Linked DNA regions of Homo sapiens: region 2 is linked to region 1. The links are chromatin loops, found by intact Hi-C in ENCODE. Cell type or tissue: PC-9. All regions are shown on one strand. Links, peaks and the distances in the headings refer to the core of each region. The heading gives the core; the rest is flanking DNA. Region 1 overlaps LOC105374294 (a long non-coding RNA gene). Region 2 holds the start of LOC124909476 (a long non-coding RNA gene).

Region 1 (16,116 bases), core at 5,434-7,933:
TAGTAGAGTCAGGTAGAGGGAGTAATAACTGTTTTTGTTTAAGAATTTTAATTCTTCTAGCCCCCAAATATAACTGTAATGTTTCCTGAGTCTATCATGAAAAATATACAAATACAACTTTTATGTGATGTCTTTCCTATGTTGTGCTCATTATTTAATAAAGTAGGTAGGCCAAGCGTGGTGATTACAGAATCCCAGCACTTTGGGAGGCCGAGGCGGGCAGATCACGAGGTCAGGAGATCGAGACCATCCTGGCTAACAAGATGAAACCCCGTCTCTACTAAAAATGCAAAAAAATTAGCCGGACGCGGTGGTGCGCGCCTGTAGTCCCAGCTACTCGGGAGGCTGAGGCAGGAGAATGGCGTGAACCCGGGAGGCGGAGCTTGCAGTGAGCCGAGATCGCGCCACTGTACTCCAGCCTGGGTGACAGAGCGAGACTCCGTCTCAAAAACATAAAAAATAAATAAATAAATAAAGTAGGTAAAAGTTATTTTATCCAATCACATCATAAATTGTCCTAGGAGAGTTAACTTCATCTTATTTCATTTTGTAGAATGTCTTATATTTTCTACTTCCCATTTAAAATATGCTAAGTGTGGACCAACTTTTTTAGTGGAATTTATCTTTCTCTTTTATTAAATACATAGTAAAATGTGATCATTATATTCAGTGAAATTAATTGAATTATTTCTGATTCTTATTTAATTAATTCCCCAAGCGAAACACCAGAGTTCAAAGAAGTATGGCTTTTATCATATTCCTCACTTCCTAAAACACTTGCAATTTTGGCTTCACAGTACATTATTATAAACTTTATAAATTAAGTAGTCAGTAATCATATATTGAGCTATTATTTTGTTTTTAAAGCTTATAAAATAGGTTAAATATTACATTGGACAAAAATGATGTAAAGCTCGAACCATTTTTAAAACACTACCTTATGATGTTCTTTTACAAAGTTTATCTTCTACTAAGTTTTATAGTATTCCATAAAATGCCTGTTAGCATGTTTCTAAAGCTGGACTTTTTCTGACATAAAGCCTGATTTGGTTGATAGATTTAATAGTAAGGACTGGTTTGATAATTAAGTTATATGACATATTTTTCATAATTTGAATTAACTAAATTTGCAGTTTTAGGTTTTCTGAAAATATATTTAAAGCAAGTGATGATATAAAAGCATTTTATCAAAATGTTGTATTGTCAAAAGTTTAATTAAGTAATAGATTTTGATTTCCTAAACTCGTCTGACAATAATGGGTTAAGTCAAGTACCTCTTAGGGAAAGAGTAATGGGTCTGATTAAGAGTCATTTCCTAAGTCTTAATAGAATTTTTTTGTATTCTTTCCAGAAGATGACAAGGATAATGACTCTTGAGACTGGTAAAAATCCTTTTGCCAAACAAATGGTTTTCAGTTTTTGGTTTTCATCAAAGTTAATAGTAGTTTACTACATGATTTTCAGGCACGTAAGTCAGTAGTTCAGAGAATTAAATGACCTTTTTAGAACAAAACTCCTTCCACTCCCATCTACTGATATGACTAGAGTTTCTCAATGCCTACATCTAAAAAACCAGAAAAATAGGTATAAAATTGATGCTCAACTCCGACTCATTAAAACAGTAAGTCATATTCATCAACTGATACACAACCTAGTTGGAAAAAAGCCAGCTCCATTTATCTCCATTTATCTCATTAAGAAGTGCATTTGTAATAAAAATTGCTTTTAAAATTTTCTAATTATTAAATTTTAATTAGGTTCCTTGCGTCCAGGTCCTATTCTCCTGCCTCAGTTTCACGTAATGCAAGTGTTTTCCACTAAAAGCGAAGATCTAAACTGCCCGAGGGAGCATCACCACTCACAGCTTTTATATATTGGATCACCTGGTGACATTGAATTTAAGGAGCAAAGGAGGGAAGAGAGAGACAGAAAGGGAGAGGAGGAGGAGGAGGAGGAAGAGGAGGAGAAGGAGGAGGAAGAGGAGGAGGAGGAGGAAGAGGAGTAGGAGGAGGAAGAGGAGGAGGAGGAAGAGGAGGAGGAGGAAGAGGAGGAAGAGGAGGAGGAAGAGGAGGAGGAAGAGGAGGAGGAGGAGGAGGAAGAGGAGGAAGAGGAGAAGGAAGTGGAGGAGGAAGAGCAGGAGGAAGAGGAGGAAGAGGAGAAGGAGGAAGAGGAGGAAGAGGAGGAGGAGGAAGAGGAGGAGGAGGAAGAGGAGGAGGAGGAAGAGGAGGAGGAGGAAGAGGAGGAGGAAGAGGAGGAGGAAGAGGAGGAGGAAGAGGAGGAGGAGGAAGAGGAGGAGGAGGAAGAGGAGAAGGAGTAGGAGGAGGAAGAGGAGGAGGAAGAGGAGGAGGAGGAGGAGGATTGCTCTAGAGCACAGCAGGCCTCTGGATAGGGAATAATAACATGACCAAGCATGTTTGACCCTGTCTAATATGTGAATATTTAACTTCTCTGTGTCTCTCTTCTCTGGCTAAACCTGCCGTTTCCATCATCCCCATGACTTGGTCTGCAGACTGCTCTGTGCCCCTCTGTGCTGGTCACTTCCCTTTAGAGTCTTTCTAGTCGGCCAGTGTTCCCTTCCCAGGGCCGGGAGAGGAAAGGAGTTCACCGCAGTCATACTGGTTAGATCCATGACTCCTAGCACGAGACCAACCACACTCCTCTCTGTGACTGAGCACCTGTGCTGGCACAGATGTGTGCTCCAGGGGAGCCCTAGCTAACCTGAAGGATGGGCTCTAAGCTTAGCACACTAGGTTAGAATCCTGTGTAGTCCACATTACCCTTGAAAGTCCCCTAGGAAGGCATAACACTGGAGTCAGACACTCTCTCTCTCTCTGTGAGTGCATCCCGGCCAGATTTTCCTCCAGCACTGGAATCGTTAGTTCTTCGATTGAACACCAGAGGAAGTCGTTGACAGGTATCTGGAGATCATGCACCATGAAAAACGTGTCTCTTTAGTCATTAGGATCATACTCTGCCCAATCAAGTGCTCATCCTCTGACAGGCATGTGGGAAATGACACTGGGGAGGGGATAATAAATGTGTCTTCTCTATCATGTCATATGGCCACACTAAGGCATGGAGTCAATGCCTTGGGATCAAAGACACCCTTTATTTATTTATTTATTTTTGAGACGGGGTCTCACCCTGTCACTAGGCCAGAGTGCAATGGCACCATCTCAGTTCACTGCAACCTCTGCCTCCCTGGTTCAAGCGATTGTCCTGCCTCAGTCTCCCAAGTAGCTGGGACTACAGGCATGCACCACCATGCCTGGCTAATTTTTGTATTTTTAGTAGAGACAGGGTTTCACCATCTTGGCCAGGCTGGTCTCCATCTCTTGACCTCGTGATCTGCTCACCTCGGCCTCCCAAAGTGCTGGGATTACAGGCGTGAGCCACCGCACCCAGTCAAAGACACTCTTTAAATAATCTCTCTCTGCCCTCCCCCAGTGGATTCGTTGACTCCATAGGTTACATATATGTATGATGCAGCCACACTCCTTCTCAAATCCTGACAACCAGATAGCCATGGCAGAGGACACTGAGTGTCTGGTCTGTGTAAAATACAACCTCTTATCTTCTGAGGGTGATCCTTCTCCTCCACCCCTGTGTGTAGATTGCAAATGGCCACAGATTCTTTTGAGAGGTGGAGTCTGTCTCCCTACTCCTTAAACCTGGACTTGCCTGGTGACTTGCTTTGATCAGTAGAATGTGGCAGAAATGATGCTACGTGGTTGCCAAATCTAGGCCTTAGGAAGCCTTGTGGTGTCTTGCTCTTGCCGCCTTGGACTTCTGCTGCCGTGTGAATGCGCTGCTGGAGAACCGAGACACCCTGGCTGATAGCATGCTCAGGGATGAACATGTGTATGAGGCCGTCCTAGGCCATGCAGGCCCAGCCGGGCTGTCCGCTAACTGGAGCTGCATAAGTGACCCCAGATGAGACTAGCAGAAAAACCACTGCTGGTTCCAGCCCACATTGTTGACTCAGAGAGTGTGAACCAATAAGTGTCATGTGAAGCCACTAGGTCAGGAGGATTTGTTAGTTGTTGCAGAGACAAATGTGGGCTCCCCTTCCGTATGGTGGGCTTGTTGTTGGGAGGTGGCCACTCGACCAGACACTACATCTCCCCACTCTTCCATGTCAAGTATGGCCACCATAGAGCTGGCTCTCGCCAGTGGAGTATGAATGGAAGTCACGTGCAATACCCCTGGGCTGAGGCTTAGGAGTGGATGGGCTTTCTCCACTCTGTCTTCCCCCTTCTGTTGACTGGAAACAGAGGCCTTCTGGGTCCTCGGGGATGGGGAAACCACAGGAAATGATGAACCTGAGTTCCTGGTCCCCATGTGACGAATAGCCCACCCATAAGGAATGCTGGCGTTGGATGTTATAGGAGTGATCAACTTCTTTTGTGTTAAGACTTTGAAGGTTTGAGGTGTTTGTTAGAGCAAGTGACTAATAGAGCTCACAATGACAAATTTCTCTGGTGGGCACTACTCCAAGCCTTTTACATTTATTAACCTCCTTCATCCTTCCAGCAGCCCCACAAAGAAGGGATTATTTTCACCTTGACAGAGGTGGAAACTGCCACTCTAAGGGATGAAGTGAATTTCCCAAGGGCGCACCTAGAATAAAGTGGGTGGGGACTAGATCTAGACAACCTGTGAGCTAGTTCCTGGTCCTGCCCTGTCTCTCCTGCGCCCTCTGGGGCAGTTTCCTCGTCTGTAAAATGGATTGGGAGAGAGGAGGCTAAAATCACGAGCTTTCCTCTAAAGCCCTGACTTCCTAGGTTTCTGTGGTTCTCAGACTTGACATTGGGACACAGGTACAGGAGAGTCAGGGCATGAAGGGAATTCACAGTCCTGCTTCCTAAGTCCCAGGAGGTTCATCTTGGTCTCTAGACCGTTCTGTAATCAGTAGCGTGGTGGGGGCAGCCGGGCTGAATTGGCAAATCCTGGGAGCTGCAGTGTTACGACTTAGAAGACAGGAGTCAAAATGTGTGGTACCTGCACGTCGGTGTCTCTCCAGGGAAACCCAGGCCTGGCACTCCCTGTCCACAACAACTCCACAAAGTTTGTACCCGGTGATGGGCATGGTCCTATTGTTGCCTGGGGAGGCCCTGATCAGGGGGCTGGCAGAGTCAGGGCTGTGCCTTGGCATGAGAGAGTTGGAGACAAAAGCTTTGGACAGTAGGTTGGGTAGGGAACTGGAATGCCCTCTCCCGCTACGTGGCACATAGGAAAGCAAAAGCCCAAAGAGGCTGAATGACTTGCCCCAGGTTGCCCAGCCAGCTGGGGCCAGGCCCCTTTTCCTGCGTCATGCTGCCTGCTGGGCCTGGGCTGGGGTCAGCACACCGATGCCTTTTGGCTGTGTTTTTTCCGTGTGTCTGATGTAGAGAAGAATTTTGAAAATATACTTGGGAGAAGCTTCTTCTCTTCGGAAGTCCCACGCAAAAAACCTCAGAGGAGAGGACGGCCCTGCACGCCTATTGACTTCAGGGCCTCCAGCTGCCCCTCTCCTCCCTTAAGGTCCTCGCAGGGAACCCTGCTAGACTGACGTCTGAGGGTGGTAGCTGTCAGGCATCTGCCTTGTGTGCAGTTTCAGTTCAGTCAGACACTGATGTGTTCGAGAGGAGGCCTGGATTCTGCTCCCAACGTGGCGAGTCACCAACTACATGATTTGGTGGGAAGCCTCAATTTCCTTATCTGGGAGGAGGGAGGGAAGGGGAGTGGGCTGGACTAAACAGCCTCTGAGGCCCCTGGGACCCTATTCCTGCAGAAATAGGAAAGATATTCTGGGGTGTATATAGGTATCTATATGTCTAGACACACACGCACATATGCATATGTATATATCTATTTATATTCATTCTCTCTACATATGTTTATATTCATATATATTTATATTCATTTTTTTTTTTGAGATGGAGTTTCACTCTTGTCACCCAGGCTAGAGTGCAATGGCACTATCGTGGCTCACCGCAACCTCTGCTTCCTGGGTTCAAGCCATTCTCCTGACTCAGCCTCCTGAGTAGCTGGGATTACAGGTGCCTGCCACCATGCCCGACTAATTTTTGTATTTTTAGTAGAGACGAGGTTTCACCATGTTGGCCAGGCTGGTCTCGAACTCCTGACCTCAGGTGATCCACTCGCCTCAGCCTCCCAAAGTGCTGGGATTGCAGGCGTGAGCCAATGTGCCCAGCCTATTTATATTCATTCTATTTATATATAACATTATATATGTCTCAGCTTTGGAGCCTGATATTTCCAAAAGAAGCCTGGCTCATTAAGGAAGTGGAATGAATATAATCCTATTGTCGCACAACACTTACCGCCTACACACGTCCTCATACAAGGGGGTTGGGGAAGACTCAGGTTCAGCGTCAAGCCCACGGCTCTGGGGTGGGAGGGGCCTGGATTCTTGACTCTTTTGTTGCTTAGTTCCATCTTGGATTTTGCCTTTTCAACTTGGCCCTGGTTCAGCCAGGCCCGACTGGGTGTCTAGGCCCTTGGCAAAGCCATTGCATAAGCAGGAAGCTATGCAGCAACTGTGGCACGGCGGAGACTGTGTGGTGAGGTTGCAGAACCAGGTAGGGAGTCTGACTAGACCAGCCCTGACTCAGCTTGTTTCCAGACGACCTAGGTGTGGGGGGCGTTGCCACATCAGTCAGGACTCCCTCTGTTGAGCGTGACAGAAACCCAGCTCACGCTTGCCTACACACAAAGGGAGGCTTTGGGCTCCAGAAATTGGGAAAGACAGGGGTGGAGTGGACCTCAGGCATGACCGGATGGCAGCCTCAATGCAGCCAGCTCTCAATCTGTGAATGGTCACCATTATTTTCTACTACACACAGGATAACCTGGGACGGGGAGCCGTGGGAGGCAGAGGCCCCGCTGCAGACAACCCAGTTTAAATTACCCTAGTTGGTGACTGTGGAAAAGAAAGAGCTCAGAGTATACAGGTTCCAGGGAAGGCTGTGGTCAGCTGCCTTAGGCCACAGGCCCACCTCTGGGACTGACATCATGTTCAGGCCAAGTTAGGGCAGAGGGGACTGCTATGGCAGTGAAGTCAAATCCTAAGGGATGGGCCATGTGGAGGAGCAGTTCTACGAATAAGGTCAACTGCTATCAGAGAGGGGGCCATCAAGATCCTGAGGATGAGATCAAAAGGCTAGCTACCCACTAAAGATCCAGCAGCAGTCAGCATCCAATAAGGAGGGCACAGAGAGTTTCCTATAAAGAACTGAGGTTGAGGCCGGGCGCGGTGGCTCACGCCTGTAATTCCAGCACTTTGGGAGGCTGAGGTGGGCGGAGCAGGAGGTCAGGAGATGGAGACCATCCTGGCCAACTTGGTGAAACCCCTTCTCCACTAAAAATACAAAAATTAGCCAGGCGCGGTGGCGGGCGCCTGTAGTCCCAGCTACTCAGGAGGCTGAGGCAGGAGAATCGCTTGAACCCGGGAGGGGGAGCCTGCAGTGAACTGAGATGTCGCCACCGCACTCCAGCCTGGCGACAGAGCTAGACTGCATCTCAAAAACAAAACAAAAACAAACAAACCAACAAAAAAAACTGAGGTTGAAACGAGGACACAGTCCAGGAAAGCCAGGGCATGAAGGGGATTTTCAGCAGAGCAGGAGTGAAAGTCTCTGCTTTGTAAGTCCTGGGAGGTCCATCTTGGTCTCCAGACTCTTCTCTGCAGTCATCAGGGTGACAGAGACTGACAGGGTGAGCAGAAGTGGCAACTGCAGAAGGCAGCTACTACTATTTCTGTGGCTGAAGGGGCGAAGGGGGACATTTAGAAACACAGCGGAGGGACCCTGCAGAGCCGACTTGAGGAGAGGTCTCTGCGCGCTGGCGCTGGGGCCCTGCAGACAAGGGCCCACTTGCCTGGGATCCCAACCTCTGAGCAGGGGTCTGAGCCGGCTCTTGGGCCACAGGGTGACGCAACTGCTTCTGCCAGAGTTGGAGAAGCTGCAAGCTGCGTTCCGCTGCGGCTCCGGTTTGGCACTGCCGGCTGTTGGCTGGGGAGGGAGACAACGAGCTCCCAGGAACAGGAAGCCCGCAGGAAGCGGACAGGGAGCAAATAGGAAGAGCAAGTCCTGCCTCCCGCACCAGCCTGGAGGTGCCGCTCTAGCGCCCGGGCTGCAGAGCCTACACAGACCCGGCTGGCAGAGCGGAGCCGCGGGCAGAGTCCCAGCTCCAGCATCACCAGTTGGCGCCCAGAGGACGGGCGTGGAGCATAGAGGTCGTGACTGAAAAGCGGCCCCAGAGGTCTCCCTGCAGGCCTTCTGGTGGGTGCGGGAGTCCGTGCGACAGCCATCTCCCTCGGGAGGCTGGCAACTTCTTGAGGTCAGGGACGTGCTGGCTTCGCTGTGCATCCTCCACGGGGCCTGATATCCTTCCCCAGGCAGAGCAGGCCGTCGTAAGCAGGTGTTATGCTGAAATGAGCTGCATGGCAGGAGCCCTTGTCAGGCAAGGTGTCCTGGGCAGCTCCGCAGCCCTCCCTGCCCAGCCCTCAGAGTTCCTGTGTGTTTTCCCGGGGCGTGGTTCCAGGCTTTCCCTGGAGTCCCGCATGGGGCCAGGGTGGGGGTGTTGAACACTGGACCTTGAACACAACTGGGGCAGGCTCTGCCCAGACCTGGCAGATGCACCCTAAACTTCCTTCTCATCCTCCTCCACCTGCAAATGAAGTCAACAGCAGGATCTTAGCTCCACCAGTTACAGACTGTCTGGCTTTGGGCAGGTTATTGGGCCATTCTGAGCCTCAGTTTCCCCAGAATGCCCTCTTCAGTCTCTTAATCCCTGCACCGGGAGACAGGAAGAGACTCTTGGCCCTCTTCATCCCATCCATTCCTCTCCCCTGTCTCCTGCTCCTTACTGGAGTGTGATTTTAACACAACACATCATAATTATGCTTTGAAAGGCAGTCAGTATTAGCAAGGCAGATATCTGTTTAGCTGGAAAAAAAGGAAAGATCCAGGTCAGCTGGGACTTGCTGAGCAGAGCTCATGGACAGCTGCAGGCGAGGCAGGGGGAGCAAAGGGGTAGAGAAGGCGAGGGAGGACAGGGGCTCTGCAACAACCTGAAGGAAGCAGGAGACCAGGTGGGCCCCATGCCCTGGGCTCCTGTGAATTCCAGAGCAGCTGAGCATTTAGACAGGAATCCTCAGGAGAAGGCTGGAGCCCCCCAGCCTCCAGCTGCATCAGGGCAGGACAGCAGGGCGACAGGCCCAGTGGGGTAAGGGACACAAAAGTGTTTATGGACCATGTGGGAATGGGATTAGGCCAGTGCTCAGTAAAGTAGAGGCTCTGATGAGATTTTATGGGCCATATCAAAGGTTTTTGTATAAGTTTTTCTCCCTCTTCCATCTCAAGTTCTTTCATGGCAGGTACTGGGTCTGAGTTTTCTCTGATGGTGCCCAGAGAGTATGTTGGGTGTATCTGGGGACCACACTCAAGTCTGGGTGAGTGTTTGGAGGGGCTTCTGGCAGCGTGGCCTATGCTACTGGAGAGCCATGGGTCTGTAAGCTCAGACAATGGTGTGAGCAGTGGCAGATGTGACATTTCCCAGCCAGGAGCCCTGGCAGGCAGGCAGAGGGGATCAAAGCACAGGGACCTCATTTTCAGCCAGAGAAGGGATTAATGAAGAGCCCAGTGTCCCAAAGGGAGGCTAATTGGGTTCCGAAGAGTGGTAAGTGTTCCTGGGCTCACTTGGCATGGTCCTACCCTCTGAGCCCTGTTTCCTCAAGAATTTAATTTAATGTCCCTTTGTTGAACGCAGCTGTTGGGGGAGGAGTGATTTGGGCTGTTTGGGCTGTTTTGTTTTCCTCCCTCTTTCTTTTCCATCTTTCCCTCCTTTCTTCTCTTGTGGGAAGATGCCAGTGCTTGGTGAACTGGCTGGTTGGGGTGTCCAGACCAACCTTCTCTGAGCAGGCCTTGAGCACAGAAAGCCCTGGGCTCCCTCCGTCTGCTCAGCAGCCCAGCCATCTGCCTTGCTCAGTCCCTGTGGAGACGTTTGCTGGGGCTGCCTTTCCTTGGAACTGGTGGGTGGGGTCTGGCAGGTGGAGAGATACCAGAGCCCAGGCTTCTAATGCTTTTTTTCTGGGATCCTGACATACAGCAGAGACTGGACATACCTCCCCTTCTTCCCTGCTTGATAACCATCCCTGCTGGGCCTCCCAACTTGAAAGGTGGGACCACAGTACTTGTAGAGAAGGACAGCTCTGGAGTTGGCCTGCCTGTGTCTGAATCCTGACTCTGTGTCACCCTGGGCAAGTCATTTAACTTCTTCAAACCTCAGTTTTTGCTCCTGTGAATTAACTAACCCAAAGAGATATTGTGAGTCTTACGTGAGACAACCAGGGTGAAAGTTCAGCACAGGGCCTGGGATATGGTAAGCATGGTGTAAGGATTATAAGCTTTTATTAGTAGGAGAGCATGTTGGTTTCCCATGGCTGTTTTAACGAATTACCATAAACTTATTCCCTCCCAGTTCTGGAGCTCAGAAGTTCAAAATCATAGACAGCCATGCTCCTCTGAAAGCTTTAGGGGATAATTTGTTTCTTGTTTCTTCCAGTTTCTGGTGGCTGCTGGCATTCCTTGGTTTGTGGCCTCATCACTCCAATCTTCAAGGCCAGCATCTTTGAATTTCTCCCTGATCCATCGTCACATGGCCTTCTCATCTGTGTGTGTGGTCAAATCTCCCTCTGCCTCACTCTGATAAGGATAAATGTGTGTGCCTTTAGGGCGTATCCAGATAACCCTCCGTCCCAAGATCCTTAATTTACTCTCATCTGCAAAGACCCCTTTGTTTTGCCATACAATGTAAAATTCACAGGTCACATGGATTAGAATACTGATTTTTTGTGGGGGCAGGAGTCATTTTTCAGCCTACCAAAGATGGAGCAAAGAATTGGAGTGAGGGGGAGACGCTTGAGTGCCTCATCGTCTTAGGACAGGCTCTCTAGTAGCAGACCGTGGGATGAGGTTCACTGTGCACACAGTTTATCAGGGAAGCGCTCCCAGGAGAAACTGGCAAGACAATGGGAGATGCAGGTCAGAGAAGGGGAAGAAACTCAGTAGGGTGAGATTTGAAGTCCCAGCCTGCTCTGGTTTGAATGTGCCCCCTAAAAGTTCATGTGTTACAAACTTCATTGCCAATGTAACAGTATTAAGACGTGGGGCCTTTAAGAGATCCTTGGATCACAAGAGTGGAGCCCTCCTGCATGGATTACTGCCATTATCATGGGAGTGAATTAGTTCTCTAGGGAGGAAGTTACTTCTCACGAGAGTGGGTTGTTATAAAATGAGCTCAGCTCACTTTTGCAGTCTTTTTCATATGTGCTTGCTTGCTCTCTCTCTGTATAATGCCTTCCCCAATGTTATGATGAGCAAGAAAACCCTCACCAGGTGCTGATGCCATGCCCTTGGACTTCCCAGCCTCCAAGACCATGAGCCAAATAACCTTTTGGTCTTTATAAATTACCCAGTATCAGTCATTCTATTAAAGCAACAGAAAATGGTCTAAAACACAGCATCATATTAATCCCACAGAGAGCTTTAAAAAAGGAAATTCACTGATGAAATTGAATCTCACTTTTATCACTACCCATTCCTATTTCCCTCCTTTCCTTTCCAGAGGAAGTTATTGTCATAAATTTGGTATGTGCCTTCTTGTCCACTTAAAAAATGCTTATAATATATATTTGTGTCCCTAATCATGTAAAGTATTATCTTCCACATTTAAAAAATTTATGTAATAAATTTATGTAATAAATAATCTTTCTCTCTCTCTATATATATGTCACTTTGATTTTTTCACTCATTACGGGGCTTAGAAGATCTGTTCATGTCAAGATACGCAGATATAGTTCATTGCTTTTCACTGCTGCTAATTAATATGTACCACTTTTACTTTAGATGAAAATTTAGGTTGTTTAAAAATGTTTTCATTATTACAAGGCTGAGGTGTTTTCTTACCCTCATAGAAGAGTTTCTCTAGGGTTGATGCCTTGGGAATTTTTTCGGTCATAAAATGTGTGCATTTTTCAATGTTAATAATAACTGCAAAGCTGTTCCCCAAATGGCTGTGCTAATTTATCCCCCACTAGCAGTGTTTCTGAAAGTTCCCATTTTCCTCATATTTTCACAAAGATTAGTATTTTCAGACTTTTAATTTTTTTCTAAAATATGGAGATTGACATGATATGAGAAGATTTCAACTTGTTTTCTGTGAGTGCTTCCATGAGTTGAGCGTCTTTTCATGTATTCATGACCACTTGGATTTCCTCTTCTGTGAATTACCCCTTTAAATCTCTTACCCTCTTTCTATTGGGTTGAGCGCCTTTTTCTTATTGAGTTGTAGAAGGTCTTTATATATTCTGAAGACTACCTTTTTGGTATTTCATATTGTAAACAACTTCTAATCTATCATTTTTTGTCATAAAGCATTTTGATTTTGATATAGACAAATCTATGAATTTTTAAACGGTTTGTTCTCTTATATCTTGAAAGCTTTTTATTACCTGATGTCATAAAGATTTTTTTTTAGTAGCTTAAAAGTTATATTTTTAATATATAGGCTTTAGCCAAACTGGAATTTATTTTTGTGCATGCTATGAGATAGGAACCTGATTTTATTCTTTTACATGGAAAGCCATTGTCCCAACACCAAGTATATCTATATATATGTAGTCTCTAAGCTCTCTGATCTATTAATTTGGTCTATTTTTTATTGCTCTATAAATATCACCCAGTTTTATTAGTATAGCTTTATAAGAATTGTTTATATCCTGTTGGTTAAGCCATATTCCCTAATCTCTTATTGTTCTTTAGAATTGCCTCGAATTTTCTTGATGGGATAGGTGAGATGAAACCTAGAAATCCTACAGTCAATTTTCTCCCAAAGGGAAGCCAGCCTAAAAGTAAAGCTGATACCATGGAAGGGAGAGCAGAGATAGGAAGATGCTCGGTCCTTAATGAGATTGTTGCTGAATCAAGCTACTCTGAAGCTGATCCTGCCTCTGCAACGTCTGTTTATCTAAACTAATAAATCTACTTTATTATTAACCAATTTGGTTGATTCTTCTGTACCCTGTAACCAAAGCTTTATAACGGATACCCCTGGTATATCTTTTTATGTCTATTTTCAAGCTCTGTCATTATGTTTAGTGCATTTCTTACAAACTGCATAATCTGGACATTGGAAGTGTACTCCGAGTGTCTATCTTTTAATAGGAAAAATTAATCCATTTACGATTTCTGTGATTACTGTGATGATTTGGATTTTTGTCTATCTTATTTTGCATTCTTCATGTATTGTTTCTTTGCCTTTCCCACTCCTTTTCTGTGGCTTTCTGTGAGACTGATTAGATTTTCTTCCCTCTTTTGCCCTCTACTGATTTGAAAATTATGCATGTGTTTCTGATCTTTCACTATTTTCCTAAAGCTTATAATATGCATACTTCACTGTGTATTTTTTGAACAAAGCCTGAAGTTAATCAACACTTTATCCTTCTCCTGAATAAAAACAGTAATTTTATACACTCAAAATTTCTTACTTACAACCTTTCACTGCTCACATTTTTTACTATTTCTATTATTTTAATTCCTCATGTTTTTAAATCTCCCAAATTGATGATGATGATGATGATGAGATGATGGTGATAATGATGATTCAATACTTATTTAGATCTTACTAATTTCTTTGTACACACTTACTGTTATGGGTTGAATTGTGTTTCTTCAAAATTCATATGTTGAAGCCCCAATAGCTCAGAATGTAACTGTATTGGGAGATAGGGTCTTTAAAATAAAGAGGTAATTAAGTTACAGTGAGGTGTTTAGAATGGGCCTTAATCCAATATGATGGATGTCCTTAAAAGAAGAAGAAATTTGGACACAGACACATGTCTGCAAAGAGAGGAAAGGCCGTGTGAGGACAGAGCAATAAGACCGGCGTCTGCGAGCCAGAGAGAGAGTCCTCAGAAACCAGAGCTGCTGACACCTTGACCCTGGGCATCCAGCCTCCAGAACTGGGAGAAAATAACTGTCTGCGGTTGAAGCCACCCACTCTGTGGTACTTGGTTATGGCAGCCCTAGCAAATTAATACACTTGTTTTTTTTTTTTTCCAGTCGTGCTTTTCTTCTGGGTTCACTTTCTATTTCCCCTCTGAATTGTTGACTAGTTCAAGTTCTTTCAGAGGGGATCTCTGGGCCTTAAACTATCTTAATATATCTAAACAAATATTTAGCTCACCTCTGTCTAGCTGATCCACCTGGCATATCTTGAACGCCAGTTTACTTGAATATAGAATTCAAGGAGCGAGTCTCAGTCCCTGGGTAATGTGGACTTAGCAGGTCCCATTCCACCAGCTCCTACCTCTCGGAGGAATGACTCTCTTCAGTCATTTCTTCAAAGGGACATGCTCAATAAACAAGAGCTCCTTCACAGGTACATTGAATATTTTTTTCTTTTTTCAGACGAAGTCTCACTCTCACCCAGGCTGGAGTGCAGTGGTACGATCTCGGCTCACTGCAACCTCCACCTCCTGGGTTCAAGTGATTCTCCTGCCTCAGCCTCCTGAGTAGCTGGGATTACAGGTGCCCACCACCATGCCAGGCTAATTTTTGTATTTTTAGTAGAGACAGGGTTTCACTATGTTAGCCATGGTGGTCTTGAACTTCTGACCTTGTGATCCACCTGCCTTGGCCTCCCAAAGTGCTGGGATTACAGGCGTGAGCCACCGCACCTGGCCCTATTGACCTCTTAAGTGTAGACATACTGGAGGAGAAGGAGAGGACCTGTTCTACACTATAATCCCCTTGGAAGACATTTTTTCTTAGCACATTGAAGATATAAGTCATTGTCTTAGGATATCTATGTTGATGAAGGAAGCTCTGCCGTTAATCTGATAGCCATTCTTTTGTAGGTGATCTATCTCTTCATTAAACTAGCTTTTACCATTTTTTTTCCTTGTAGATGTGAATTTATGTCTATTTATCCTGCTTTGGGCTTAGTATGCTTATTTAATGTGGGGCCATAGGTCTTTCCTAATCTCTGAAAAATATTTCTGCCATCATCTCTTTAAATATTGCCTCTTTCCCCATCTCTGTATTCTCACGCTCCTGTTAGGCATAAGTCTCTCTCCTCCACATCTCTGAACTCCTCTCTCAGATTTCATATCTCTTTATATATCTGTGATCTCCTTTGCTCTATCATCCTACTCATTAATTCCTCTTTCAGTTGTCTAGTGATGATTTAACTTGACCATTAGTTTTTAAAAACCAATTATTATATTATTCATTTCTGTAATTGTCTCCTACAATATTCTGTTTTTGCATTATCAGTCTATTCTTTCTTTCTTTCTGTGTTTTTTTTTTTTTGATAGAGTCTCGCTCTGTCTCCCGGGCTAGAGTGCAGTGGTGCAATCTTGGCTCACTGCAACCTCCACCTCCCAGGTTCAAGCAATTCTCCTGCCTCAGCCTCCCGAGTAGCTGGGATTACAGGCATCTGCAGCCACCACCGGCTAATTTTTGTATTTTTAGTAGAGACGGGGTTTCACCATGTTGGCCAGGCTGATCTTGAACTCCTGACCTCAAGTGATTCGCCTGCCTCAGCCTCCCTAAGTGCTGGGATTACAGGGATGAGACACCGCGCCCGGCCTCTTATCAGTCTATTCTTTCTTTGAGTTCTTCAAATACTTCAAATATAGCTATTTTAAAGTCCCTCACAGACTTCTATACAATTTTACATTTCTGACATGTTTTCTGGTTGAATCTGCTGTTTACTGCTCAGAGCTTTGGATTTCTTTGCGCGCTTTGTATTTATGTGGGTGAAGCTATCTCCTGAGGGGTCCTGCATATGCCTGGATTGCAGAGATGTTCCTCTGGAATGACATTGTGATTGCATCTGTTGCCTCTAAAGGGCAAACAGTTTCTAGACCAGTATTTATGTGAGTTTCTAGGCTCGGGACATCCACACCGTGCTGGTAGCAATGAGAATACCTGTCCATAATTTTGTGTCATACAACCTAGAGGTTCAGATATTTTATTGGTGACAGTTTCCCTCATGGTCCAAGGTAAGTGACCCACTTTTGTGCCTAATATTCAGGCCAGCAAGCAG
Region 2 (13,716 bases), core at 7,626-10,125, 120 kb before region 1:
CCTCTCTCCCCATCTCCCCTCTCTGCTATGGATTGAATGTGTTCCTCAGAAATTCATACGCTGAAGCCCTAACCACCACTCCCTCAGAATGTGACCTTATTTGGAATAGGGTCGTTGCAGATGTCATTTGTTAAGATGAGGTCCTCATGGTCGAGCCTAATCCAGTATGACTGGTGTTCTTATAAAAAGAGGAATTTGGGCACAGACACACACACACAGGGAGAACATCACGTAAAGGAGAAGTCAGATCACGGCTTTGCTTCTGCGTGCTAAGGAATAGCAAAGATTGCCAGCGAACCACCAGAAGCTAGGGGAGCGGCCTGGAACAGGCTCGGCCTCGCAGCCCTCAGAGGGATCCAGCCCTGCCGACCCATGATCTCAGACTTCTAGCCTCCAGGACTGCGGACAATCAGTGTCTGCTGTTTAAGCAAACCGGTTTGTACTTTGTCGTGGCAGCCCTAGAAAATAAATATCACCCTGCCCCCACCCACATACACATACCTCACACACACCACACACACACACCACACACCTCACCCACACACACGCACACATACACCACACACCACACACACACTTATACAACACACACAACACACCACACACACACTTATACACCACACACACGCACACATACACCACATACACTTATACACCACACACACACCACACACACTTATACACCACACACATGCACACATACAGCACACACACACACACCACACACACCACACACATGCACACATACAGCACACACACACATACACCACACACAACACACCACACACACTTATACATCACACACCACACACACACCACACACATGCACACATACAGCACACACACACATACACCACACAACACACCACATACATACACCACACACACACCACACACACGCACACGTACACCACGCACACATACACCACACACCATGCACACATACACCACATACACACACACCTCACCCACACACCACACACACTTTACACCACATACACACGCACACATACACCACAGACGCACTTATACACACATAACACACCACACACACTTATACAGCACACACGCACGCACATACACCACACACCACACACATACACACACCTCACCCTCACCCACACACACATATACCACACACGCACACATACACCCCACACACACCACACACCCACACACACTTCACCCACACACGCACACCACACACTTATACACCACACACGCACACACCACACATACACCTCACCCACACACACACATACTCAGACACCACACACAACACACAGACACCACACACACCACACACACACACACCACACATGCACACATACACCACACACGCACACTCATACACCACACACACCAGACACCACACACACCACACACACGCACACATACACCAGACATGCACACTCATGCCACACACAACCACACACCATGCACACACCCCCACCCACACACATACACACAACACACACACATGCACGCACACTCATATACCACACACACATATACCCCCACACACACCACACACACCCACACCTCACCCACACACATGCACACATACACCACACACACAGGCACACATACACCACACACACGCACACTCATACACCACACACACACTCATACACCACACACACCACACATACACCACACACACACCCAGCCCCACACTCACATACATACCTGAACACATACACCACACACACGCACACTCATACACCACACACACCAGACACCACACACACTCATACAACACACACACCACACACACGCACACATACACCACACACACCACACAGACACCACACACACTCATACAACACACACCACACACACGTGCACTCATATGCCACACAACCACACACACCATGCACACACACACCCCCTACACATGTACACCACACACATGCACACTCATACACCACACACGTACACATACCTCACACACACATGCACACATATACCACATACACGCACACATATACCACACACTCATACACCACCAACACACACACCATACACATGCACACATACATGCACACTTATACACTACACACATGCCACACACAGACACACCATACACGCACACACACGCTGCTGGCTTGGGAGAGCCAGGCCTGGTTATTCCGCCTTCTCGAGAGTGTGCCTCAAGGTGTTCAGCTATAGTGAAGGCGCTGCTGGGCTGTCGGCCTCTGCTGTGGAAGTACCTTGCCTGTGCCCTCCTTCATAAAATGATGCTCCTGTTCAAGAGTGGAGATCTGCAAGCAACGAAGAGAGAGTATCTGGAGGAATGCTGAGCATGAATTTTGGGGGTAGTGGGACTGGGTGATTAACAGTCCTGGCTCTGCCCCTTTCGAGTTCACTTTCCTGAGAATTCACTGCTTTATCAATATATTGGAAATAATAATACCTTTGGGGTTTTCGTGAGAACTAAAGAAAATACAGGTAAAGCTCTGAAGTAGTGCTTACCTCACAAGATAATAGCTGCCTTAATTATTATTTCTAGCCACTGTGTGGGACGTGACGTTACCAGTAGGGTGTTGTAAGGACATCCTTGGATTTACTTTCTAGCTTCATGGAGGGGGAGAGTGAAATTGAGTTATAGTCACATGCTGCGTAACATTTTGGTCAATATATGATGGTGGTCCCGTCCGATTATAATACCATATTATTACTGTACCTTTTCTATGTTTGGATATGTTTAGATAGACAGATACCATTGTGTTACAGGCATCTACAGTATTCAGTATAGTAACATGCCATGCAGGTTTGTAGCCTAGGAGCAGCAGACTGTACCATACAGCCCAGGTGTGTGGTGGGCAATACCATCTAGGTTTGTGGAAGTCACTCTGTGTGTTCACACAAAGACGAAATCACCTAACAATGCATTTCTCAGAGCAAACTCTGTTGTTAAGCGATGCGTGACTGTATATGTGTGTTGTTTTTTCTTTACGATTTGTAAAGTTTTCCAGATTTTTTACTCCAAATGTGTATTTTACAGACAGGAAATCAATTTTCTAAAAAACTAGGAAGATGCTACTAAGTCTCAAATAAAACAAGAGTTAGCAGTTTGATAAGAGTCAAAGGCTCTTGAGAAAGTTCCCAGTTACGCCGCTGGTTCATAGGATTTCTGCATGTTTTTATCAGTATGGTGGTTTGCGTTTCTAATTAATGTTTATGCCTAGCTGGTTGTAACATGCAGTTATGTTTAGTAAAGAAAAACAAGAATGGATGGAAGAATATATGAACATTGCAGGCCAGGCCCAGAACTGGGACTTGCAGCTCAGGTGACCCAGGGTTGCCTCTGCAGGTCACCTAGGTCTCTCTGTAAGATGAAAGGCCAGACCCCCCTATGGGGAGTGGTGGGAGATGCATACAGCTAGAGGGAGGTTTCCAGCCACTTCTCATCTGACACGGTTCAACTGCATGAGAGCCGAATGGCATCAGAGTTGTGTTGGCCAGATAAAATGGGTTGTGTTGTGTGTAGGGACCCTCCTCAGCACTGGCCAGCAGCTGACTGGAAGAAGGGCCCCACTGTGCGGAGGCCTGGGCGGGTGATGCCTCCACGTGGGAGTCTCCATTTTCCTCATTTAAGAAAGGAGGTGGTGTCTCTACCAAGTTGGCCTCATGAGGCCATGAGGATTCCGAACACTGAGGGGCTGGATCCCCGCCAGAAGCGCAGGGAGGACGGGGTCACAGTGCGGAGAATACTGACTGTTCTTGCTAGGTTTGCCCCCCTGGCACTTGTGGCTCTCCTCCCCTTCCTCCTCCCCCTCCTCCTCCTCCTCCTCCTCCCCCTCCTCCTCCCCCTCCTCCTCCCCTTCCTCCTCCCCCTCCTCCTCCCCCTCCTCCTCCCCCTCCTCCTCTCCCCCTCTTCCCCCTCCTCCTCCCCCTCCTCCTCCTTCCTCCTCCTTCTTCTTCTTCCTCCTCCTTTCTTCCTTTTTTTTTTTTTTTTGAGACGGAGTTTTGCTCTTGTTGCCCAGGCTGAAGTGCAGTGGCATGATCTTGGCTTACTGCAAGCTCCACCTCCTGGGTTCAAGCGATTCTCCTCCCTCAGCCTCCTGAGTAGCTGGGATTACAGGTGCCCGCCACCATGCCCGGCTAATTTTTGTATTTTTAGTAGAGGCGAGGTTTCGCCATCTTGGTCAGGCTGGTCTCGAACTCCCGACCTCAGGTGATCCGCCCGCCTCGGCCTCCAAAAGTGCTGGGATTCCAGGCGTGAGCCACCGCACCCGGCCACCTCTCTTCTTTTTGAAGGGCGTCTGGACTCAGCTTTTCGTCTTGCTGAAAATGTGAAGCTGTAAATGAAAGTCGTTCTGGGCAAAACAAAACGAGAGCTCTCCATTCCACCAGGCAAAGGGCAGGTGCCTGTGTGTGTTTGGGATTTATTTTTATTTTCTAATCCCATTGCCAACAGAAAAAGATTCTGTGGAGCCTCTGATTGTATTACCATCCGGGAGCCGTTTATCTGTCGTCTGTGGGATGCTTGGCCCGATGTCCAGGGCTCCAAGTGTCTACTCTCCTCCCCCCGTCACCCCCACCTCTAGGGGGTGTTTTGGAGAATTTGGCCTTGGCCTAGGAGGGTAAGTGCCCAGGGTTCCATTCTGTCTCAGGGTCTTAGGACGGAAGCCAGACAGCTTGATGGTCCTGAGGCAGACAGAGGTGGCAGCTGAAGACAGTGGTGAAAGAAGTGTGGAAGAGGACTTGGCTCCTGATGACCTGATGGGTGGCCAGCCCCCCACCCCAGCTTCTTTGCTGGGGGCGCCCCAGGCCCCTCCCGCTCTGCGGCCCTCCCTGCCGCGGCGTGCCTGCAGTTCCGCGCCTCGCCGGCAGGGGTCTCGCCTGTGTCGCGGCCGGATCTGCACGCGGGTCTAAGAACTCAGGGCCCTCCCACCGCAGCCCCGAATCACCGAGCCCTGGAAGGTTCCAGCGAGCCCGGCGTAGACACCGCCGTGAGGCCCGGGAGAAGGGAAGGGGCAAGTCCAGTGAGAGAGGGTGTGTGCGGGGCCGTGCTGGGGCCAGAACCTTTCAGGGGGTTGGGGGTGAGGGTTAGGTGGGAGTGCGGAGCAAGAGCATCTCTCCATCAAAAACACAACAAGAGCATCTCTCCATCAAAAACACAACAAGAGCATCTCTCCGTCAAAAACACAGCAAGAGCATCTCTCCATCAAAAACGACACAGCACAGCAAGAGCGCCTCTCCGTCGAGAACACTAGTGAATGACAGAATGGCAGTGTATTGAGCTTCCACAAAGAGGTTTTATTGTTTTTTTCAGAGTGATCATATGAAGTAACTTTATTGATTGGTAACTTTATTAATCATAACAAATTGGGCACTTTTGGATAAAGAGACCACGTTTAATTTAAAGTATTCTTTTTCCATAAGAAGCAATACCTATGGTGTTCAAGTCAATAGTTAAATGCTACGCGCCGGTGAAATGCTGCCGACATTAATCAGAAGTAAATAATACAGGAAAGGGGAAGGCTTTAGTCTTACTAAGAAGTGATGATATGAGAGTAAGGGAAGGTGGGGAATAAGAAGTATGCCATGGAATGCTGGTGACAGCTGGAAACGTCACCAGGAAAGGAGAGAGGGAAGCGCAGGGAGGCCAGGAATAATACCATGGTTTCCTCACAGTTTCACCGACGGTGGGAAAATGACCTGGGGGGCTCTGCCATGGTGTAGGTCTGGCTCAGGGATCCCTTGGCCCCCGCTGATAGTTGAAACAGGTCTCCAAATCACTGCTCGGTGGCCCCGTGAGTGGACGCGGAGGCGCAGACTTGGCTGCAGCATTCAGGGATGGACTCTGTTGTTAAACGACAATTTCCTGTTATGTCATTTTCTCCACCATCTGACACACTTTCAACACTCACATACCTTTGAACAGAAGTTTAAATAAAAGTCTGTTGACTTTGCACTTGAGTCCTGCTGTGGACTTCACGTGGCCCTTTGCCTTTGGGCGTAAGTCAGACGAGATGATGATACGGTGTGTAGATATGTCTGTTTCTCTTAAACTTTGGTGAATATCCTGGGGACAGCTGTACTCTCCAGTCACAGGATCAAAGCTTACTGCATCTTCCTGAAGAGTCAGTTTTACTCAAAGATTTAGTAGAGGGAAAATTCGTCTGTTAAAACATATGCTTATATATTATAGAGTTTTAATTTTTCATAAACCATTTAGATAAGACACACTTTGACACACTTGGTTGTGTCCCAGGTCCCCTTGACATTCACCTCTTTCCTATCCATGGGGTCAGCATATTTTGTGGTTTTATCATTCTTGTGATAGTATTTGACCATTATGAACTGGAGGTGTGAAACACTAGTGAGCAGTTGGTTATATGGATGAAATACAAACCAGCCAGTGGTTTCCAAATGCGGCGCAGCCACACCACTATCCCCAGGGCACCTCAAAAGACAGGCTCTCAGGCCTTGTCCCAGGCATCCCAATACTGTTGGTCTCCAAAGCTGCGTTTTGACCATGTACCCAAAGTGATTCTGGCTTGTAGCTAGACTTGCGAATCAAAGAACCAAATGGTTTATTCTAACTGTAGACACTGGGAAAGGGACTGCAAACTGATATTCCACAGACCAGACAGAAGAGGGTTTTTGGTGTGGGGTTTTTTTTGTTTGTTTTTGTTTTTGCCTGTAGCATTTTGTTGTTGTTGTTACTTTGTATTAGTTGCCAACATTTAAAATCAAGGTATTCCGTAGCTTTCCTTTAAAACTCAGAAGTCAGGATGATACTAGGCCTGCCTTTTCTCCAGAACCCCTGGCCTCAGCTGAACAGCAGCAGCCTCTCTCAGGTGGTCGTGCCACGCTGTCTGGATCTCCCGGGTCCCCGCCTCGTCCCCACTGCCTTGCTCTCTGGGAGCTTGAGGTTGTGATCCCCTGCTCAGTGAACACATGGTCGTGTGAGCAGCTGAATCTCACATACCCTTTCCCAGCAGGCAGCATGAGTCCACTGCTGCCCCACCCCCTCCCCGCAAGGGAACTGCTCACCTGGGCACTGCTGCCTGGGAAGTGAAGTATTGTAGAAAGAAGAACTTAAGCTGAGGAATGATTGGGACTCAGAACCATCTCCTCTGCTTGCTACTTCTTGTCTTTGAACCACTTCTTCATACTTCTGTTTCTGTTCCTAGAGCCTCGTTTTCCTCTCATGGCATCTGCCCTCTCATAAAATACACACACACACACACACACACACACACACACACACACACACACACACGGAGCCCTCATCACCGTCATCACCGTCACAGTGGGTGTGTGCTCCCAAAGGGCTTCTACTCATCAGTAGATTTCATGGGCCCGACCTCCCATTTTCCTTTCCCCATTGCTCCCATTCTAAACTGTGGGTCCATCTGTATGTAATGTCTAAAAAGGCGCCCAAACACCAGTTGGAAATAGTTGTTATAGGAAAATGTATTCAGAATTCCAAACAACAGACTTAAAGTGATGAACTTCTAGTGCGTCAAACCTTTCTCCCCTCGTTGGAGAGGCCACAGGGTTAGGCAGGAGCATAGGGACTCTCAGCCTGTGCTGGCCTTTCTCAGTAATCAGAAGCATATGACCCCAGCTAGTATTTTCAGCTAGTTATGCCAGGGACTGTCTTTTATTCCATGAGGTCAAAGGACACACTTGGAATTGGTCACCTGACAAGATTGCATTGTTTCTCTAATTTTTTTTTCCCTAGTTTCTCAGGGCCTGAATTTCATTCCTCTTGCCCAGTGACTTCCCCTTGATGGATTCTAAAGGTCTCACAGAACAGCACCTCTTCTGTCATTTATCTGAGTCTAGGTAAAGGCACAGCGACAGTGAATGTAAGGGCCTTTAAAAGGCTTCAAAAGACAAAGAACATGTTCCTATTTAAAATTAATTTCTCTCTTGTTTTACCTACACTGATTCTTTCTAGGTTCTGAGTGTGTGTGATTTAGGCCCATGCAGCCTCTAACAAATGCAGAAGAGATGGACGCAGGCCGCTGGTGTGGGGTGATGGACGCAGGCCGCTGGCGTGGGGTGATGGACGCAGGCCGCTGGCGTGGGGTGATGGACGCAGGCCGCTGGCGTGGGGTGATGGACGCAGGTCGCTGGCGTGGGGTGATGGACGCAGGTCGCTGGTGTGGGGGTGCATTCCTGCACTCCTGTTTTTCTGTCACAGAACCACCAGTGGCCCAGCATTAACTAAACTAGGCCCAGCCTCATGGCCTGGAATTCCAGTCTGTTATCTGGAGCAAATCAGCATTTCCGTCCAGCGTTCCTAGGCTCCCTTTTATCTGCCCCCCACAGCACTGACTGTTACTAGCGTGAGCCGCCACTTCTCCCCGTTCAGTGCAGGCTGGCAGTACGGGGTTGATTCCTTAGACATATAAAAATCTGGCAAAATCAGAAAACAGTCATTCTCACTTCACACCTGATAGAATAGCCATTGTCAAAAACACAAGAGATAGCCACTGTTGGCGAGGGTGTGGAGAAGAGGGAGCCCCAGCACGCTGCACCGTTGGTAGGAATGTAGGTTGGTACAGCCATGATGGAAAACAATATGGAAATTCCTAAAGAAATAAAACTAGAACTACTATATGACTCAGCAGTCCTTCTTCTGGGCATTGACCCAAAGGAAATGAAATCACTACCTCGTAAAGATAACTGCTCTCCCGTGCTCACGGCAACGTTATTCACAGTAGCCAAGATACGGAAAGAACCTAAATGTCTGTTGATAGATGAATAGAGAAAGAAATTGTAACATACAAGACACACACACACACACACAAAACGGAATATTACTCGGCCTTTAAAAAGAAGGAGTCATACCATTTGCCACAGCGTGGATGAAACTTGGAGGACATTATTGCTAAGTGAAATAAGCCAGACACAGAGAAAAAATATGTCGCATGATCTCACTTATATGTAGAATCTTTTTAAAAAGAGGAAAAGCTGAATACACAGCGGTAGAGAAGAAAATGATGGTTACCGTGGCCACGGCGAGGGTGAGGGAGGAAATGGGGAGATACCAGTCAGGGGATACAGCGTAGCAGACGTGTGGGATGAACGGGTCTAGAGGGTTCATGTGTGACATGAGGGCTATCATCCATAATATCGTATTCATGAATTTTGCGAAAAGAGTTTGTTTTAGGTGCTCTTGCCACACACACAAAGATGAGTAACAATGTGAATTGATGGATATGTTAATTTGCTTGACTATTGTAACCATTTCACTACCTGTGTATTTCAAAATATCATGTTGTATATCTTACATAGAATTCAGAAGACATTCATTCTATTCTGTTGGAAAACATAGACTCAGATATACCAGACAATTCTCTTTTTCCCCCTCCCCTCCCCTCCCTTTCCCTTCCCTTCCTCCTTCCATTCCTCCTCTCCTCCCTTCCTCTTTCTCTCTTCCTTTTTTTCTGTTTCTTTACTTTCTTTCTGTCCTCCCTCCCCGCATCCCTCCCTCCCCCGTCCCCTCCCCTCCCCTCCCTTTCCCTTCCCTTCCTCCTTACATTTCTCCTTTCCTCCTTTCCTCCGTTCCTCTTTGTTTCTTCCTTTTTTTCTGTTTCCTTACTTTCTTTTTCTTTCTTCCCTCCCCTCTCCTCCCCTCCCCTCCCTTCCCCTCTCCCCTTTTTTTTTCAATAGAGATAGGGTCTCGCTACATTTCCCAGGCTGGACATAAAGCCCTGGGCTCCAGCAGTCCTTTTGCCTCAGCCTCCCAGGTAGCTAGGATAACAGGAACACACCACAGCACCCGGCTCAGATGTATTTTTTGCTATATCCCAATTTCATATATTTCATCTTTAAAAGGGGCCAGATGTTATCATTTTCATTCAGGAAATATGTTAATTAGAGCTACATGTATAACTGCCATATTTTATCCAAATCTCACTGAAATATGTAGTATACAAAAGGAATGTCCCTGGGACTTACTAATGTTTTAAAATATTTATGAAAGTGATAGCAGTTGTGTGCATTTCTAGAAAAAGTAATAAATGGGAAGGAAATGGTTTTGCAAAAGAGGATGTGTTTACCCATTTCATCATCATGATGCCCTGAGAGTAAAGATACTAACCAGCCAGAGAGATTCTGTTTTTTCCTAATGTGATTTAAGAGATTTTGATGAAGGTGGCAGTGGGGGTACAGTGTTTAATTAACTAGTACATGTTCTCCTTAATTGCTCCCAATCAATTAAGTCGAACATTCAAGCTGGGGGTACCTGCCCAAGCGCCGTAAGGACGGCATAGCACTGGCAAGAGGCCTGGCGGCTCTGAAGGTGACATATTATGTACTTGTCATAGCCTCACTGTCACGTGCTGGGAGGTGCTTTGTGGATTACAGCAGTGAGGCTGGGGAGCTGCTGGGATTGCGCCAGAAGCCCTTCACAGAGACTGGCAGAGGCCTTGGCTGTGGGCCGCTCTGTGGAACCTATAGCTGTCTTGGAAAAGGCTAGTTATATCCTTGCAGTTGGACAGTGAAAGTATACCTGTCTAGACTAGTTCGCTTCAGTAAATTTGGACTGAGTCCCTGCTTTGTGCCAGGCACAGGGTTAGGCAGCAGGGATATCCGATATAAAAAGACACAGTCTCTGTCCCCAAAGAACTCACAGTTTAATAGGACAGAAAGGGATGTAGGATCAGTATAAACCCCACAACCATAGACATAGTCCAAGGCTTGGGGGCGAGGAGGGAGCTGAACAAAGGACATGGCCTGTGAGCTGGGTTTTCGTGACAAGAAGTTTTCTGGTGGACGAGGAGGGAGAAGGGCACCACAGCCTCAGTGAGGGTAGCGTGTGTAGGCCCAGGAACTTGGGTCTGGGTGGAGTACAGGGGAGAGTGCCGGGGAGAGTGCCAGGGAGAGAGGAGGAGGAGGCTGGCAGGGGTAGAGGCCACATCACCGGGAGCCTTATGTGTTGGGCTAAGGTGACGTTAATTCTATAGGCACTGAGGAGCATGACATTAGCCTGATGCCAGGGCAGAAGACTCTGCAGATGCCTGCCTTCTGGGGGAGGCGCTGTGATGTGTGTGCTAAATGTGTCCCTCCTTGTCCTGGCCAAAGCACACTGTCCGGTGCTCTGGTGGGTAAAACTCCTGCTGTACCTGGCTTCCATGCCATATAGGCCACACTTTCCCAGATAGGACCCCATGCTAGGTGTGGAGGCAGGAGATTCGGAGACCAGTAGGAAACCAGCCCTGTCCATCTGGCCGTCAGACATCCACAGAGGATGAATAAAGGAGGGACAGACATGGCTGGGCCACTCCTTGCCTGTCGCATGAAGCAGGGGGAACGGTGGTGGCGGGGAGATTGGTTTCAGGTGCAGGATCTCAGACAGCTTTATGCAGGGACTGGAAGTTCCAGATTTGCAAATTTGGAAGTTCCAAATTTCCACTACTTTATTCTATAGATATTTATTGTACTTTATTTAGTCTGTCTTCTTTTTTAAGTAAGACAGGGAGAATTTTTCTCTTCTCCCTCCATTTTGTGCCCAGTGAGAAACAGATCCCAATTATTGACTGAAGCTACACTTTAGAAACAACTTTTTCTTAAGAACTTTTACACTGAACAAGATTCAAATATAGTTACTGCATTTTTTTTTTTTTTTTTTTTTGAGACAGAGTCTCGCTGTGTCGCCCAGGCTGGAGTGCAGTGGCGCGATCTCAGCTCACTGCAAGCTCCGCCTCCCAGGTTCACGCCATTCTGCAGCCTCAGCCTCCCCAGTAGCTGGGACTGCAGGTGCCCACCACCACGCCCGGCTAATTTTTTTGTATTTTTAGTAGAGACGGGGTTTCAACGTGTTAACCAGGATGGTCTTGATCTTCTGACCTCGTAATCCACCCGCCTCGGCCTCCCAAAGTGCTGGAATTATAGGCATGAGCCACCGCGCCCAGCCCAGTTACTGCATTTAATTCTTCGTCAGATGGTTCTGTCTTTGCTAACTTGCACAGGGAAAGGGGCTTGTGAACACCTTTATTATGGAGAATGGATTTTACTTTCAGCTGACTTGACTGCGTCCAGGCTGACAGCACAGGCCCCAGATGGTGGTGCTGGTTTGGGAGGCACTGTAATGTGTGTGCTAAATATGTCTCTCTGTGGTCATGATGCCTGGGTGGTGATGGACACAGATCATGGCTGTCCAGCTGCTACCCCACACGTGAGTCCACGCACCTGCGCCAGGGTCAACCTCGTATGTGTGAAGCTGAGCACGTTTATTTATTTCTTAGAGTTTATTATTTTAATCTCTTGGGAAGGGAGAGGGAGAGGAGAAAATAGACCCTCTTCAACAGCAAGCGGTTGTTTGAGAACGCGGTGTCTGTCTGCCATGTCCTCGGTTCCCCTGGTACATTCCACGTTAATTACACCGTACTCTGCTACCACAGTTTTTCCTTTGGTATCCACAGCTTTGGAAAGTAAATACATTGTGATTGTGGAATGGTCTGTGCTTGAAGCAATGAGATGGAAAGGGAGAAGCAGCAGCCCTGCCAAGCCAAGGGGCACATGTCCCAAGTCAACAGGGCCGCTCAGGGCTCGGGCAGAACATGGGACGGAAAGCCCTGAGGCAGCTTGGAGACCCCAGGCTGCAGGCCAGGAGGCCCAGGGAGGGTCCCACCCGTAGGTAGTGTTGGAATGAGGCAGAGAGTGAGTTTTCCAGTCCCTCTGATTGCCATCAAGAGGCACCAGGGCCTTAACTGTCAGAACCCATAGGAAAAAAATCACTTTCTTCTGATGACGGGCTCTGCAGCAGGGGCCAGCGCAGCGAGGAGGGCTCCCGAGACCTTGACAGCATCAAGGCCCGTGGCTTCACCTCCTCTGCCACTGTGAAGAGAGATTATGGTCAAATATATACATAACACAGAATTCGCCATTTTAACCTTTTGTTGTTGTTGTTGAGACAGTCTCTCTCTCTGTCTCCCAGGCTGGAGTGCAGTGGCACGATCTCCGCTCACTGCAAGCTCCGCCTCCCGGGTTCACGCCATTCTCCTGCCTCAGCCTCCCAAGTAGCTGGGACTACAGGCGCGCACCACCACGCCCGGCTAATTTTTTGTATTTTTAGTAGAGACAGGGTTTCAACATGTTAGCCAGGATGGTCTCGATCTTCTGACCTCGTGATCCACCCGCCTCAGCCTCCCAAAGTGCTGGGATTACAGGCGTGAGCCACTGCACCTGGCTCCATTTTAACCGTTTTGAAGTGTACAGTCACTGGCATTAATTCTATTCACAATGTTGTACAACCATCACCACCGTTTCTCGTATATGTGCATCACCCCAAACAGAAACCCTGTACCCATTCAATAATAACTTCCCATTTCCTGCCTCTCCCCAGCTCTAACCTGCCTGTGAGCGTGCCTGTTCTTGGTATTTCCTGTGTGTGGAATCATGCACATTTGTCTCCTCCGCCACTCTCTGCTGCCCCTAGGCCCAGAAGCACACTGTTCCCCTCCCGACCCGCCCCACTGCTGGGACTGTGGGACTCTGTGGGTCCTTCCTTATTCACCACCACAGTACCTTCCATGAGCCTTTCTCGGTTCCCCTCCACCAGTCTCATCTTTTCTTTGTCCAGACATTTGGTTTGAAGCGTCTTTCCTGCCCAGCCTGACTTCTTTGTGTGTGCGTGGTGGGGGGGTGGGGGCATTTGTGTGAGGGTCTTTTCTCCACTCACACTCCCCCGGAGAATCAGAAGCAGTTGTGTGGTCCCAGCGGAGGTGCTCAGGGCTGGGTTTT

Evidence for each region. A loop is a pair of places that touch in the nucleus more often than their neighbours do. Peaks named below come from ENCODE experiments on the same cell type or tissue, not always from the same donor. Only the 100,000 strongest peaks of a DNase experiment are listed, where the experiment ranks them.
Region 2: a loop joins it to region 1, with 3 times the contacts of the local background. A loop is called at or near these places in 3 of 110 quality-filtered maps.

Annotation. Positions count from the first base shown.
Region 1 is chr3:194,977,239-194,993,354 of GRCh38, reverse strand. LOC105374294 (a long non-coding RNA gene) reads left to right here. Exons shown (of 4, transcript XR_924873.2): 4 at 10,570-11,772. Among named protein-coding and RNA genes, the nearest start is that of XXYLT1-AS1, 110 kb to the left of the region's middle. RefSeq lists enhancers at 4,755-5,255, 6,548-7,048. In PC-9, for the core only: no CTCF peak of the experiment used is centred there; a DNase peak (open chromatin) is centred at 6,594; H3K27ac peaks cover 968 bases.
Region 2 is chr3:195,097,720-195,111,435 of GRCh38, reverse strand. The region is part of intron 3 of XXYLT1 (xyloside xylosyltransferase 1); the gene reads left to right. It overlaps LOC124909476 (a long non-coding RNA gene), which reads left to right and starts at 4,893. Exons shown (of 2, transcript XR_007096226.1): 1 at 4,893-7,806; 2 at 7,922-8,584. RefSeq lists a silencer at 4,836-5,005 and an enhancer at 7,599-8,798. In PC-9, for the core only: no CTCF peak of the experiment used is centred there; a DNase peak (open chromatin) is centred at 8,625; H3K27ac peaks cover 1,180 bases.